2 separate regions of the Homo sapiens genome follow, and region 1 is linked to region 2. A link is an interaction called in ENCODE POLR2A ChIA-PET data of the cell type or tissue named here. Cell type or tissue: HCT116. All regions are shown on one strand.

Region 1 (8,000 bases), 84 kb before region 2:
CCAGGGCGGTAGGAATTTGCTTGATATGGTCAAGGGACAGCGAGGAGGCCACGTGGCTGGAGCAGGGTGGGCGAGGGGGCAAGTGGAAGGACAGGCCAAGGAGGTAATGGGGCAGATCGTGTGGGGCTTTGGGGGCCACCGGGAGGGCCTGGTCCTTTCCCGAGTGAGACGGAGTTGCAGGGGTCTCTGAGCCCAGGAGGGCCACCGCCTGACTCAGGAGTTCACAGGCTCCCACTGGCTGGGAACAGTCTGTGGGGGCAGAACGGAAAGGGGGACCAGGGAGGAGGAGGCTGTGATGGCCCAGTGGAAATCAAGGGGGCAGGACCTTGTGGGGGCTGCAGAGGGGGCGGCATGAGCAGGTTCTGGGCACACTGTAAAGGTGGAGGTGGCAGGACTGGCCGAGGGCTGCAGCGTGAGCTCATAGGCAGGGGCTTGGCCTGGTCTTGCTCCATGTGGCACCCCCAGCACCTGGCGCGGAGCCTGGCGCAGTCAGCCTAGGTCCGTTCCCTCCAGGGCCCTCAGCGTTGCCTCACACATTACAGTTGTTTGCCTGTCTGTGGCCATCTTCCTCGCTAAGTCAGTGACTCATATGGACAGGGACCGCGTTTTGGTTCATGATGGCTGCATTTCAGTGCCTACAGCAGGGCGTGGACTCACAAGGGCTCCCCTTCGTGGCTGTGGACTTGCCCAGGCTGTGCCAGGCACACAGACCAGGCCACGCGGAGCCCTCTAAACAGTGCTGGGTGCTGGGTGGGGAGTCCTCTTCCTTCCTGTTCCCCAAACCAGGAAACTGAGGCCGAGAGGGGAACTCACTGCCCAGGGCTATCCAGTGCCAGGTCACAAAAGCAGCCACTCTGTCCCACAGAGAAGGCAAGTCAACATCCCCCAGCCTCCTGTTCCCCAGTGGTCCCGGCTCCAGCCAAGGCCTCCACTCTAAAGAAAGGACCTTGGAGGTTTATGGGACAAAAACAGGAAGGGACAATGTCCCTGACAATGACCAGACCAAGACCAGAAAAGCCACCGTGGTTAGAAGGGAATCTGAAGACATTACACAAATGTACACACACAGTTCTACAGGGCTTCCCACTTTGGCTCAAACACTGATTCAACACGGCCCTGACTGGGAGGGCCCTGCCAACCTCGCAAACCTCATCTCCTCCCCTCGCTTCTCTCCAGCCGCGCTGGCTGCCTCCGTGTATGTCTTGGACTCATCACAGCTGTTCCAGCCTCCGGGCCTCTGCACCTATCTTCCCTCAGCCAGAACTGCACTGCTCAGCCTTTCTTGATATTCAGGTCTTAGTGCAAATAAAACCTCCTCCGAGAGGCTGCCTGACCCCTGAACAAAATGTGCACCTCGCTTTTTATGTCTCTGTGGCACTTACCACCCCCTGGCATCCTACACCTACTGACTGGCAGTGCCCCCAGCAGAATGTCAGTGCCCTGAGGGCAGGGACCTGTCTGTCTGTCTGGTTCTTGCCGGCATCTAGAGCAGTGGCTGGAACACAGTAGGTGCTCGAGACATATCTGTGGAACAAATGGGTGATGCCATTACCAAAGTAATGAGCCTGGTCCCTGAGGAGGCGCAGGGCACGGGGATGGGGCCGAGACAGACACAAGTCCCTGGGCCTCGTACACTCACTCCCTGGAAGTCTGACCTTGACGCCTGGGGAGAAAATGGGTCTTCAGAGACTGAATCTGGCTGTTCAGCAAGTAAGCTGGTGTGTGTCCCAGCACCACAAAAGGTACCCCCACTGTGAACGCCCAGGCCCTCCCCACTGCAGGGGGGCCCACCCAGCCACATGGCCTACGCTGGGAATCTCAGGAAGTGGCAGCGTATCCTGGCAAAAGCCAAATCACATGGGGGGTGCCTCTGGAAATCCATGAGCCCCCACAATGGGTAAAAGCCCATAAAGACACAGATCCAGTGGGGGGGACGCCTTTGGAAGTGGGGCCTGGATTCAGCAGCGTCTGTGGAGGGTGGAGGGGGCAGCCCTGCTCTCCTTCGTTCCTCCAGGTATAGCGCCGTCCCCGCCACCAGGCCTCTGCATGGACTGTGCCCTTAGCCTGGGTCCTGAAGAGCCCCCTGCCCCCTCAACCTTCACCTTGTTATCCCTTCCTCTTCCTTCAAACTGCAGGTCCATGGCCGGGCACAGTGGCTCATGCCTGTAATCCCAGCACTTTGGGAGGCCGAGGCAGGTGGATCACCTGATGTCAGGAGTTCGAGACCAGCCTGGCCAACATGGCAAAACCCCATCCCTACTAAAAAAATACAAAAATTAGCTGGGCGTGGTGGCATGTGCCTCTAGTCCCAGCTACTTGGGAGGCTGAGGCACGAGAATCACTTGAACCCAGGGGGCGGAGGTTGCAGTGAGTCAAGATCACGCCACTGCACTCCAGCCTGGGCGACAGAGTGAGACTCTGTCTGAAAAAAACCCTGCATGTCCCGTGCCTTCCCCTTGACAGCATCTGTCACAGCTGTAATTTTACCTTTGTCCTTATAGTCCTTAATTAGTATGTCTCCTGCAATGAACGGGCAGCCCCACGAGGACAGGGCCTGTCTCTCCTAGCCACTGCTTTGTCCTCAGCAGAGGCCTGGCGCAGTACAGGGGCTCAGCAGGCCTGTACTGGTGGTTAAGAGCCGACTGCCCAGTCCCAGGTACTGGCTCTACTACTCCAAGCTGTGTGCCCCTGGACAAGTGACTCAACCTCTCTGGGCCTCAGTGTCCTCATCTGCAAACTGGGGGTAGTGATAGTCCCTACCTCCTGAGCATGTTGGACGAGCGAATAAGACGACACATGTAAAACATTTACAACAGTGACTGGTGCCGAGTGGGGCCTCACTGCAGGCTCGCTGCTGTTATCATTACTGCCATTCTTGCTGCTGAATGATGAATGAATGAATGAACAAACACACTACAGAGGATGCCGGGCATGGTCCCTTCTGCCGAGCAAATATGCTAGTCTTACCTTCTCCAGGGTTGGGAGGGAGGAGCCTGATGGGCTGTTATTGTCTGATAACAGGTCTGCCTCTCCCACTGGACTGGGAGACCCAGGAGGGCAGGGCCTGGGGCCATCTCTGTGTCCCCAGGCTTGCCCAGCGCAGAGAGTGTGGCTCAACGAAGAGATGATGCTTCCTTTACCCAGCTAGGCCCAGGCTGGCGCTCAGAGCCCCCAGTGATGCCAGGGCCAAGCCCTCCTGCCCCGAATCTGGCCCAGCACAAAAGGGCACAGACACAAAGGGCACTGCTGGTGCCCTTCACCCCCCAGAGGTACTCAGGGTGGGGATGGACACCACAACAGAGAGTGTGTGGGAGCCCATACGGCCTGGGAAATCAGAGCAGACGTCATTTATTCCTCGCCTGAGGCTGGGCAGGGGGAAGGGGGTGATGTGGCAGGAAAGAGGCCCTGCCCCTCTCAGGCTCCAGCACCCAAGCCCTCTCACTGTCTACCTCCCCTGCCATGCAACACACAAGGCCGTGCACAGACGCCAGGACATACACCAGGCAGCAACCACGGCCTCTCCTCACAGACCCAACACACAGCAGCGAGCGAAGCCATCCCGCAACACATGCATGCTCACACATGCGCGCACACACATGCACACACACGCACACCCACACATGCACATACATGCACGCTCACACACATGCACACTCACAAACATGCACACATGTGCACACACGCACGCTCACACATGCACGCACGCACTCACACAATGCTCACATGCATGCACACACATGCACACACACACATGCATGCTCACACACACGCTCACAAATACATGCTCACATACATGCACACTCACACACATGCATACACACATGCATGATCCCTAGACACAGATGCATGTGAGGACATGCCAGAGCATGCAAGATGTCCGCAGCTGACACCACATAGAGCCGAGTCCTAAGACCATCACACAGACATGCAGATACATACCCAGCCACACAAACCACAGGCCTCCAGGCACATGAACTGGTCACATGGAAAGCTCCCGGGCCATTCTTCTCCAATATTTATCTTAGGCCAAAAAAAGAAAACTTCCCGGCTAGCCGGCAACAGCAGCAATCCACCCTCAACCCTACAACATCCTGAGCACCTCGCGGCGGCCCGTACAGGACCATGGGCTCAGGAGGCTGGTGGCCAGGGGTCAGTGCCTTGCTTGCCGTGGGGCAGGGGAAAAGGACATTTACCAAGAGCCTCCGTTCATGTCTCTAGAATATGGGGCACCAGCAGAGCGTGCCCCAGAGGGAGCTTCTGAGACTTCAGTGGGAGAAGGTGGGGGAGCGGCTCTTAAAGCCAGCCTGGCTCAGAGTACATGCGCAGCAAATGGGAAGGCCGCGGCTCAGCCAGCCTGCACATGGGCCCCAGAAGAGCCATGGATGGACCGTGGACTGCGACCCTTTCATACACACTGCAAAGACTCGTGCACCCAGAGATGCAGAGACTCCCAAAGAGATCCACACATAGATACACAGGGACACGTGTGTATACACACAATGCCGCAGACACTCCATGACTTCGAGGGAAAGCCGCACTGCACCCCAGGACACACACGCACCTAGGAATAACCCCCAAGATACAAAGCTACACTAGGAGGCACCCCCCCGACCCCAAAACCACACACAGTAGGCAAGGAGACCTCCATGGACCTAGGCACACCCAGTCAACTCCAGGGTCACCCAGAGTGACTGAGTGAGGCACAGTCTCACGGAAACTTCTGCCCTCGTGCAAGCCAGACCCCAGGAGCGTGCTCCCACAGAGAGGCTCAGGGACCTATGCTCAGATGCCTGCAAGTCCCCAGCAGACAGGCACCTGCCATCTCGCACACATGGAAACACAGTGACCCCGCTCCAACCCCAAGAAAGGTGTGGCCTTCGCACATGCTCACACTGGCTCCAGTGGCCAGGGGCAGACCCTCCTTCCCTGGCAGCCAGTCTAGCCCTCCCCCTCCCCTCCCGAGGCCTGGCCAGCTCACCTCCACCACGCTCTTTCCCACTTCCTGGGCCACCCTCAATGGGGCGGGCCTGTGGACAGACAGGCTTCCAGCTGGGAAAGCAGAGTAGATCCAGGGCTCCCCAGGCCCTCAACATGGGCACCCACCGAGGAGGGCTGCCTGGGCTCTATGCTCCAGCCTGCAGGGCAGCGGTGGTGACGCGGCCAGGAGTTGAGCCTCGGCTGTGGTTTCCACCCACGGAGGGCGGGAGGGAGGCGGGGCTGGGCCTGGAGCTGGGGTGGGTGGGCCTGGGCCACGTGGCTCATAGCTGCCTGGACAGAGGGCAGGGCTGGGCGGGGACCCCAACCACAGCCTTTGCTTCAGCAGGGTCAGCCTCCCACCAACAGGCACACCCCGCCTCACCCCCCTATGCCAGGCTAGGTGCCAGGGGCTGGAGGGGGTGACTACACAGCAAGGCTGAGTACCTGCAAGCGGCTGGCCAGGCGGCTAAGGGGCAGCCAGGTTTGAAACAAGGGACCAGGGTATGTACGTGGGGGTGGCTGGGGAGTGACAGGGGCCACTAGGTGCAGGATAGAGCCCTGGGGAGAGGGGTGGGTGGGCTCTCTGATATGGAGGCAGAACTGGAGAGCTGGAACTTGCTTCTCCTCCACCCCGACCAAGGCTGGGATTCTAGCAAGTGCCCAGCATGGGCTGGAGGAAAGGGGCCACTCTGCCCCCCTCACCCATGAGGAGGAATCTGAGACTTAGCCTGACCGGGGGAGGGGCGAGGTCAGGGGAGACCACGGTGAAGCCCCCATATCGCCATCCTGAGGTGTGAGAATAGGGCCGGGAGGTGTGGATGGCAGGAAAGGGAGGAGGGAGAGGAGGCCAAGAAGGTGGAACGCCATGCTGGCGCCGCCTCACCAGGATGAAACTAACCCTGCTGAAAAAAGGCAGCTCAACGTGACAAGGCCATATTCTGGGCCAGGCCCTGCTCTTGGCACAGGCATGGGCTCCGGGGCTTTGCCTCACTGCTGCCCTAAATGAGACAGGTCCTTCAGCAGGCCCCTTTCATCATGGAGGAAACTGAGGCGCGGAGAGGCGGAGTGACTTGATGCCCGAGGGGAGGTCAGGCGCTGGGACTCCCAGGCTGGATGTCTGTCCCGGTGTCTGTGCCCTTAACCAGCTGCTCCAAGCATGAGGCTGATGTGATCAGAACCCCCGTTCAGGAACAGAAGAAAAAGATGCTCCACAGCACCCCTCCCTCCCCTTCAAATCCCACCTCCAGTGCAAAGGCTGGCCCGAGGCAGAGCTCGCAGGTGTAACTGTTTCTCCTGTGAACACTGTCTGTTCCCCTCGAGGCCTCCGGAGGGCTGCTTGGTTCATCCCTTCTCACCCTCCGGCCCCACTTGAGGCACCTGCTCCTCCACGAAGCCCTCCCTGCCACCCCAGGCTGGGTCAGGTATCCTCTGGGCTCCAGCCCTGTGCACTCCACCCTGCACCTCCCCATGCCAGCCCTGAGCACCCAGGCTGTCACTGTCTGCAGCTTGCCCGCCTCTCATTCATTCACTGAGCTCCAGGCACATACCAGGCACACCTGTGGGAGGCCCTGATAGTTCAGCACTGAACAAACTCCACAAAACTTCCTGCCCACGGGAGTTGACACCCTAGAGGGGCTCTACCAGGGACTCCAGTCTGGTAGGCGGTAGGGACCAAGGCTGCTGGGTGCCCGGACCCAGGATGGGCACCCAGGCCATGGTGAATCCAGGGACAACAGTGAGCAAGCGCCCCGGCACACAGCAGACAGACGCACCTGGGTCCTTCCCACTACCCTGCTCTGGCACACCCCTGCCCCTGCAGCCAACTCCTCAAGGGCAGATGTTATCTCCACACACAGAACGTGGGCTGGGAGGCCAGCGCTTGCTCTCAGGGCCTGGAACTCCCATCCCCACCTCTGTCCACCCCCTGTCACAGTGAGGAGGAAGTCCAAGGAGGGGCTGGGCCAGGCTCTGGACCACAGCAGGGCAGGTCTAGGGGCCTAGATCCAGAAGTCCCAGATCTCAGGCCACTGCCTCCCCATGGGGTGGGGGGTGGGGCATTTGTCGAGTAACCACCCGCAGAGGAGCCACGTGGGGCAGCTCTGCAAACCAGACGGGCAGGTTTGGGCTCTGGCGGGGAGTGGATGGGGATTGGACAGCTCTGGACAGCCACAGGAAACGAGGTCCCCAATGGACGGAGAGGGAGCTGCACTGGGCGATTCTCAGTGATTCTCACTTTACCACATTTACACTCATCTACCCCTTTTCCTTCTTTTCCTTCTCTCTGTCTTTGTAATACAGGCACACGGTTCAAAAGACAAAAGGCACCAAAGGGTAAACTGTGACAGGATGTCCTCCTTCCACCCTGGCCCAGCTCAGCCCTGGAGGCAACCGCTACTAGACTTTCAGGTTTTTTCTTTTCCTTTCTGAGAGATCCTACGTGTGTGTATGGGTACACACATGATTACCTGCTTTTTAAAAAAACAAGAGAAATGGCAGCCACATGACACACAATATTCTGTACTTTGCTCTTCTCGAAAACATTCCGTGGCTCTCCCACGCTGCTGGCATTTGGCAGGAGCTTAGCAGCATCGAGTGGAAGTGGGGACACACGCTTGACCTAGCAAGAGCTCTCCTGGGTACACACTCCAGCATAACGCAGGCCCATGGGGCAGGGAGCACACGCGAGAAGAGACTAGAAACAAGACAAATGCTCGTCCCCAGGAGGTGGTGAATGAAGGCTCCATGGCACCGCACATGATAGGGAGAATGAATGAATGAATGACTACAGCTACATGTGGATGAGCATCAAAGAAGACGCCACACAGAAGAGGCAAAAACATCGAACAATACTCCATCCTCGGACTTTAAGGTTCAAAGCCAGGCAAAAGGAAACTGCTTCAGGCTGCATACAGAGGTGGCAAACAGAGAGAAAAGCAAGCATATGATGGCCTCAAAAGTCAGGAGAGTTGGACTGGGCACGGTGGCTCATGCCTGTAATCCCAGCACTTTGGGATGCCGAGGCG
Region 2 (8,000 bases):
TGCATGCTGCTTATTAAGCCCATTTTATAGATGGAGAAACTGAGGCTAGAGACATTGAGCAGTTTACCTAAAATCACACAACTGGTGTGTGGCAGAGAAGCCAGGACTAGAACCCTGGTGTGTCTGATTTCAAAGCCTGGTGTGTGAAAACTTTTTTTTTTTTTTTTTTGAGACAGAGTTTCGCTCTTGTTGCCCAGGCTGGAGTGAAATGGCATGATCTCGGCTCAATGCAACCTCCGCCTCCCGGGTTCAAGCGATTCTCCTGCCTCAGCCTATGGAGTAGCTGGGATTACAGGTGCGCACCACCATGGCTGGTCAATTTTTTGTATTTTTAGTACAGATGGGGTTTCGGCATGTTGGCCAGGCTGGTCTCGAACTCCTGATCTCAGGTGATCCACCCGCCTTGGCCTCCCAAACTGCTGGGATTACAGGTGTGTGAATACGTTTAGGAGTGACTCTTCCCTGCTTAGAATATTATCCAGTGTGAAATGCTGTCAGCTCCACCTTCCAATCTATCCAGAACCTGCCCAATTCTGCAGCCCCTACCCATCCTCTCCTTCCTGGGCTGTCTCAGCAGGTCCCTCCCTGGTCTTCCCGCTCCCATCCTGTCCCCCTCCTCACCCCCTGCAGTCTGTCCCTCACATGTAACCAGAGGGGTCCTGTGAACACCTGAGTCAGATCACGTCTCTCACCTGCTCAAAGCCCTCCTGATCCTCTCACTCAGGGGAAAGCCAGAGACCTCCTTATGGCCCACGAGACCCCACGTGACCTCCCCGTCACTTCTCTTTCCTTATCTCTTACTACTTGCCCCTCACCCACACTGGTTCAGGCACCAGGCTTCTACGCTGTTTTTTGTTTTGTTTTGTTTTTTTGAGATGGAGTCTTGCTCTGTTGTTCAGGCTGGAGTGCAGTGGTGCAATCTCAGCTCACTGCAACCTCTGCTTCCTGGGTTCAAGCGATTCTTCTGCCTCAGCCTCCCGAGCAACTGGGACTGCAGGTGCATGCCACCATGCCGGGCTAATTTTTGTATTTTTAGTAGAGGCAGGGTTTCACCATGTTGCCAAGGCTGGTCTTGAACTGCTGACCTCAAGTGATCCGCCCACGCCGGCCTCCCAAAGTGCTGGGATTACAGGTGTGAGCCACTGCACCTGGCCTCTACACTGTTCTTTGAACATATTAGTCATGTCCCCACTTCTCAGGGCCTTCTTATTGCCTGTTCCCTCGACCTAGAACATTCTTCCCCAGGTGCCCATGTAGCCCCTTCTCTCCTTCCTTCAGGCCTTACCCAGATGACACTTTCTCAGGCAGCCCTCCCCTTGACTAATTTAAAATTACAATCCACCTCCACACACTACTCCCCACCCCACAAGCCAGGGGTCTGCAAAAGTTTTTTGGTAAAGGGCGAGATATTAAATATTTTAAGATTTGCAGGCCACGTAGCCTCCGTCACAGCTACTGGACTCTGTCATCAAACAAAAGCACCTACAGACATTACAGGACCCAATGAGTGTGGGTGTATTCCAGTAAAACTTTATGGAGGCCAGGCGCAGTGGCTCATGCCTGTAATCCTAGCACTTTGGTAGGTCGAGGCAGGAGGATTGCTTGAGGCCAAGAGTTCAAGACCAACATGGCCAACATAGTGAGACCTCATCTCCAAAAAACAAACAAACTTACAGACACTGAAATTGGAAATTCATATAATTTTCTTTTCTTTTCTTTTCTTTTTTTTTTGAGATGGAGTTTCTTTCTTGTTGCCCAGGCTGGAGTGCAATGGCGCGATCTCAGCTCACTGCAACCTCTGCCTCCCGGGTTCAAGCGATTCTCCTGCCTCAGCCTCCCGAGTAGCTGGGATTACAGGTGCCCACCATCACATCAGGCTAATTTTTGCATTTTTAGTAGAGATGGGGTTTCACCATGTTGGCCAAGCTGGTTTCAAACTCCTGACCTCAGGTGATCCGCCCGCCTCAGCCTCCCAAAGTGCTGGGATTACAGGCATGAGCCACCACGCCCAGCCAAAATTCATATAATTTTCATACACCAGAAAATATTATTTTTCTTTTGTTTTTGTTTTCCAACCATTAAAAAACATAAAAATCAACCGGGCATGGTTGCTTATGCCTGTAATCCCAGTGCTCTGGGAAGCTGAGGCAGAAGGATCACTTAAGTCCAGAAGTTTGAGACCAGCTGGGGCAATACAGCAAGACCCCATCTCTTAGAAAAATACTAAAATTAGCAGGGTGTGGTGGTGCACGCGTGTAGTCCCAGCTACTTGGGAGGCTGAGGTGGGAGGATTATCTGAGCCCGGGATGTTGAAGCTGTGGTGAGCCATGATCGCACCACTGTACTCCAGCCTGAGTGACAGAGGTGAGAACCTGTCTCAAAAAAAAGTTTTTTTAAGTTAAAACTAGGCCAAGCATGGTGGCTCATGCCTATAATCCCAGCACTTTGGGAGGCCAAGACAGGCAGATCACCTGAGTTCAGGAGTTTGAGACCAGCCTGGCCAACATGGTGAAACCCCGTCTCTACTCAAAATACAAAAATTAGCTGGGCATGGAGGTGTTTGCCTGTAATCCCAGCTACTCGGGAGGCTGAGGCAGGAGAATCACTTGAAATCAGGAGGCAGAGGTTGCAGTGAGAAGTGATCACACCACTGCACTCCAGCCTGGGTGACAGGGAGAGACTTCGTCTTTAAAAAAAAAAAAAAAGTAAAAACCATTCTTAGGTTGTAGGCTGTATAAAAACAAATGACAGGCTGGATTTGGCCACCCGACTGTAGTTTGCTGACCCCTGCCCTAAGCTTACCCTGGCTAATATTTGTTTCATAGCATTCATCACCTTCTAACAGACTGTAATATTTACTTGTTTATTATGTTTATTTTCTAGCATCTCCCCTGGAGCTATCAGCCCCAGCTTCCTAACAGCTCCAGGAAGGCAGGGATGTTGGCTGTCTGGCACATAGCAGGTGTGCAGTAAGGATTTATTAAATGATCAAATACATGGATGAATCCTAATGACTGTTGGGATCATGAACCCATTCTTGCTGCCCGGCTAAGTGCTGGACCCTAGAATTTGAGATTGAGAGGAGGAGGAGAGCACAGAATCATTTTCTTTCTCTCTCTCTCTTTCTTTCTCTCTCTCTCTTTTCTTTCTTTCTTTCTCTTTCTTTCTTTCTCCTTCCTTCCTTCCTCTCTCTCTCCTTCCTTCCTTCTTTCGTTTCTCTCTCTCTCTCCTTCCTTCCTTCCCTCCTTCTTTCCTTCTTTTTTTCTTTCCTTTTTCTTTTCTATTTTTCCGAGTCTTACTCTGTCGCCCAGGCTGGAGTGCAATGGTGCAATCTTGGCTCACTGCAATCTCCGCCTCCCAGCAGAACCATTTCCTTTCATCCCAAACTTTGAGCTCCATGATTTCATCCTGACTGCATATGATGTCACATGTCAGGGGACCTGTGAGCCACCGGAGGTGAGCAGCATGCCCAGGGCACAGCTCACCTCCCGAGAGATGCCACCCTGCTTCAAATTACAGCAGGAAGGAAGAGTGACTCACCCTCTCAGATGTGGAGGCTTCCTGTGACGGACCCAGGACAGCCCACCCCACACTTCACCTCATAATCACAGCCACAGCCAGTTCACTGGAGGCTTCCTGTGAACCGTGTATGATTGCATGGATTCCTCACCACTTCACATGGTCCCATTTTGTATTACAGAAGAGGAAACTGAGGTTCAGAGGAGTGAGCTCACTTACCTGACATCACACTGTCAGTAAGAAGAATAGCTAAGCCAGGTGCGGTGGCTCATGCCTGTAATCCCAGCACTTTGGGAGGCCAAGGCGGGTGGATCGCCTGAGGTCAGGAGTTCGAGACCAGCCTGGCCAACATGGTGAAACTCTGTCTCTACTAAAAATACAAAAATTAGCCAGGCATAGTGATGGACGCCTGTGTTCCCAGCTACTCAGGAAGCTGAGACAAGAGAATCTCTTGAACCTGGGATGTGGAAGTTGCAGTAAGCTGAGATTGCACCATTGCACTCCAGCCTGGGCAACAGAGCAAGACTCTGTGTCAAAAAACAAACAAACAAACAAACAAAAAACCTGAGATTCATTCCTTTCTGCACACTTGGCCTTAACCACCAGGCCCCACTGTCTCCGATTCATCCCTCTGCCATCTCATCCTGGATTTCAGGCCTCAGGTCCTGTGTCATCTCCCAGCATGGTTTTGTTTTTGTCTTTTTTTCTTTTCTTTTTTTTTTTTTTAAGATGAAGTTTTGCTCTTGTTGCCCAGGCTGGAGTGCAATGGCGCAATGTTGGCTCACTGCAATCTCCGCCTCCGGGGTTCAAGCAATTCTCCTGCCTCAGCCTCCTGAGTAGCTGGGATTACAGGCATGCACCACCACGCCCAGCTAATTTTGCATTTTTAGTCAAGACGGAGTTTCTCCATGTTGGTCAGGCTGGTCTCGAAGTCCCGACCTCAGGTGATCCACCTGTCTTGGCCTCTCAAAGTGCTAGGATTACAGGCGTTAGCCACCCTTCCTGGCCATGTATTTTGTTTTTTAAGACAGGGTCTCATTCTGTTGCCTAGGCTGCAGTGCAGTGTCATGATCATAGCTCACTGCAGCCTCGAACTCCTGGACTCAAGTGATCTTCCCACTTCAACCTCCCTAGTAGCTGAGACTACAGTTTCACACCACCTCACCCACCTGATTTTTAAAAATTTTTTGTAGACACAGTCTCGCCTTGCTGACCAGGCTGGTCTCAAACTCCTGGGCTGAAGCGATCCACCTGCCTTGGACTCCCAGCGTGCTGGGATTATAGGCGTGAGCCACTGCACGTGGCCTCCAAGCATCACTGTATCATCAGGTGGACATAACAGTTCCATAAAATCCGGAATTGAGGCCAGGGACAGACTAAACCCTCAAACAAACATGAGCTCTTATAAATATTGGCCCAACTATTTATTTATTTTTATTTTATTATTATTTTTTTTTTTTTGACAGAGTCTTGCTCTGTCGCCTAGGCTGGAGCACAGTGGTGTGATCTTGGCTCACTGCAACCTCTGCTACTTGGGTTCAAGTGATTCTCCTGCCTCAGCCTTCCAAGTAGCTGGGAATACAGGCACATGACACCATGCCTGGATAATTTTTGTTTTTTGTTTTTTGAGACGGAGTCTCACTCTGTTGCCCAGGCTGGAGTGCAGTGGCGCGATTACGGCTCACTGCAAGCTCCACCTCCCGGGTTCATGCCATTCTGCTGCCTCAGCCTCCCAAGTAGCTGGGCCTACAGGTGCCCGCCACCATGCCCGGCTAATTTTTTTTTGTATTTTTTAGTAGAGACGGGGTTTCACCTTGTTAGCCAGGATGGTCTCGATCTCCTGACCTCGTGAACCACCTGCCTCGGCCTCCCAAAGTGCTGGGATTACAGGCGTGAGCCACTGCACCCGGACTTTTTTTTTTTTTTTTTTTAGTAGAGACAGGGTTTTACCATGTTGGCCAGGCTGCTCTTGAACTCCTGACCTCAAATGATCTGCCCACCTCGGCCTCCCAAAGTGCTGGGATTACAGGTGTGAGCCACCATGCCTGGCCCCAACTATTTATTGTACCATTGTTGGGTACACCATTTTCCACTGTAGTCACATTGAGGAGTGTTGGAAGATTTTAAAGTCCTACGGGGGTGTGCTCGGGAGGCTGAGGTGAGAGGATCACTTGATCCCAGGAGACTGCAGTGAGCTGTGATCATGCCACTGCACTCCAGCCTGGGCAACGGAGCAAGACCCTGTCCCCCCCAAAAAATTGCCTTAAAAAATATCTTATTAGGCTGGACGCAGTGGCTCACGCCTGTAATCCCAGCACTTTGGGAGGCCGAGGCGGGCCGATCGCTTGAGCCCAGGAGTTTGAGACCAGCCTGGCCAACATGGCTAAACCTCGTCTCTACAAAAAATACAAAAATTAGCCAGGTGTGGTGGTGTGTGCCCGTGGTCCCAGCTATTCAGAAAGCTGAGATGGGAGGATCACTTGAGCCTGGGAGGGAGGCAGAGGTTGCAGTGAGCCAAGATCTCACCACTGCACTCCAGCCTTGGTAGATCCTGTCTGTAAATAAATAAATAAAAACCCACTGGAGAGCAAGGCTCATCCTTCTGTGTGAGGAAAGGGCAGCCTGGCCCCTGCTGTGTGAAGGATGAGCTGGGTCATATCAAGATCAAATCTGGTGTGATCTTCCCTGAGGGTCTACACTAATCCTTCCTCGTGAGTTCAGTGGGTGAGAACAGGAGTTGAGTCCTAGAGGGCACATGACTCACCACCAACTGGGGGATCTGTCAGGGCTGAAGCGTGGGTCACGCTGTGCATGGTCAGCAGGAGTGTGGTCAGCTCTGTGTATCCTACCTCCAGGAACACCCCAGCCCTCCACAGGCTCTCAGGCGTGGGCCCAGCAGCACAGTTACTAGAGGGAAACGAGTATACCCCTGGGTCCATGGCAGGTCACTCAGGGAGAACAGGCTCTCTGCCATGGTCCATGGCAGGTCTCGCAGGGAGAACAGGCTCTCTGCCATGGTCAAGGCAAGTCAAGTATAGACAGGAATGTGAGCCGGGTGTGGTGGCTCCCAGCACTTTGGGAGGCTGAGGTGGGAGGATCTCTTGAGCCCAGGAGTTCAAGAGCAGCTTGGGTGATGTAGTGAGACCCTGTCTCTGGTTAAAAAGAAAGGAAGAATGTGGTTCATGTTCACCCAGCCATACTCTCCTCAACTTAAAAAACAAAACAAAGGCCGGGTGCAGTGGCTCAAGCTGCAATCTCAGCACTTTGGGAGGCCACAGTGCAAGGTGGGCAGATTGCTTGAGCTCAGGAGTTCGAGATCAGCCTGGGTGACACGGTGAAACCCCGTCTCTACAAAAAAATACAAAAACTAGCCAGGTGTGGTGGTGTGCACCTGTCATCCCAGCTACTTGGGAGGCTGAGGTGGGACGATCATTTGAGCCCAGGAGGTCAAGGCTGCAGTGAGCTGAGATCATTATACCACTGCACTCCAGCGTGGGCAACAGAGTGAGACACTGTCTCAAAAAAAACCAAAAAACAAAAAAAACAGTACAATGGCAGTTGGCATGCTGGCGATGATTGCCCCCACATTGGCCTCATGAGTCACACGGTCCTATCTGGACTTGTTGCCCTCTAACCTTTTCTATTTTATTTTTATATAATATAAATAAATAAATAATTTGTATATTATATAATTATAGAAATATGTAGAAATAATTTTTATATAATAGAAATATTATATATTTATTTTTATATAATATTTTTATGTCTATATTAGAGAAAGGGTCTCTGTCTGTCACCCAGGCTAGAGTGCAGTGGCATGATCATGGCTCACTGCAGCCTCGAGCTCCTGGGTTGAAGTGATCCTCTTGCCACGGCCTCCCCAGTAGCTGGGATCACAGGCACACAACACCATACCCGGCCTGCCCTCAGACTGTGGTGCCCTGCTGCCATGCTGGGACCTCCTTTACTGCCATCCTGAGGTGCCTCTTCACTTCTCTCCTATGTCAGGTCCCCTGTGTCCTGGATCTCAGTGCTCCCCTTTTTCTTGGTGGTGCTCTCATTTCAGTTGAGTGCATCCTGAAGCTTTTCTTCTTTTTTTTTTTGTGAGATGGAGTCTTGCTCTGTCGCCCAGGCTGGAGTGCAGTGGCGCGATCTCGGCTCACTGCAACCTCCGCCTCCCAGGTTTAAGCGATTCTCCTGCCTCAGCCTCCCGAGTAGCTGGTATCACAGGCACACACCACCATGCCCAAATAATTTTTGTATTTTTAGGAGAGATGGGGTTTCACCATGTCGGTCAGGCTGGTCTCGAACTTCTGACCTCGTGATCCACGCGCCTCAGCCTCCCAAAGTGCTGGGATTACAGGCGTGAGCCACCGTGCCTGGCCATCCTGGAGCTTCTTGAGCAAGGTCATGGGAGGTAAACGTTTCAGACTTTACACGTCTGAAAATGTCTTCAAACTCTCCTCTGACTTGATTGATAG

Evidence for each region. ChIA-PET counts read pairs that join two places held together with the same protein. Peaks named below come from ENCODE experiments on the same cell type or tissue, not always from the same donor. Only the 100,000 strongest peaks of a DNase experiment are listed, where the experiment ranks them.
Region 1: POLR2A ChIA-PET joins it to region 2 with 10 read pairs; 6 of 35 experiments call an interaction of 5 or more read pairs at or near these places.

The regions. Positions count from the first base shown.
Region 1 is chr19:39,153,829-39,161,828 of GRCh38, reverse strand. All of the region lies in intron 1 of PAK4 (p21 (RAC1) activated kinase 4), which reads right to left. LOC124904716 (a long non-coding RNA gene) reads left to right here and starts at 5,278. Exons shown (of 2, transcript XR_007067255.1): 1 at 5,278-5,478; 2 at 7,276-8,000. RefSeq lists enhancers at 2,749-3,412, 3,413-4,078, 4,745-5,410. In HCT116, a CTCF peak has its summit at 7,203; a DNase peak (open chromatin) is centred at 7,098; H3K4me3 peaks cover 558 bases; H3K27ac peaks cover 3,238 bases.
Region 2 is chr19:39,069,337-39,077,336 of GRCh38, reverse strand. No RefSeq gene overlaps it. Among named protein-coding and RNA genes, the nearest start is that of ACP7, 11 kb to the left of the region's middle. RefSeq lists an enhancer at 2,691-3,890. In HCT116, no CTCF peak of the experiment used is centred here; DNase peaks (open chromatin) are centred at 1,106 and 3,486; H3K4me3 peaks cover 1,052 bases; H3K27ac peaks cover 4,692 bases.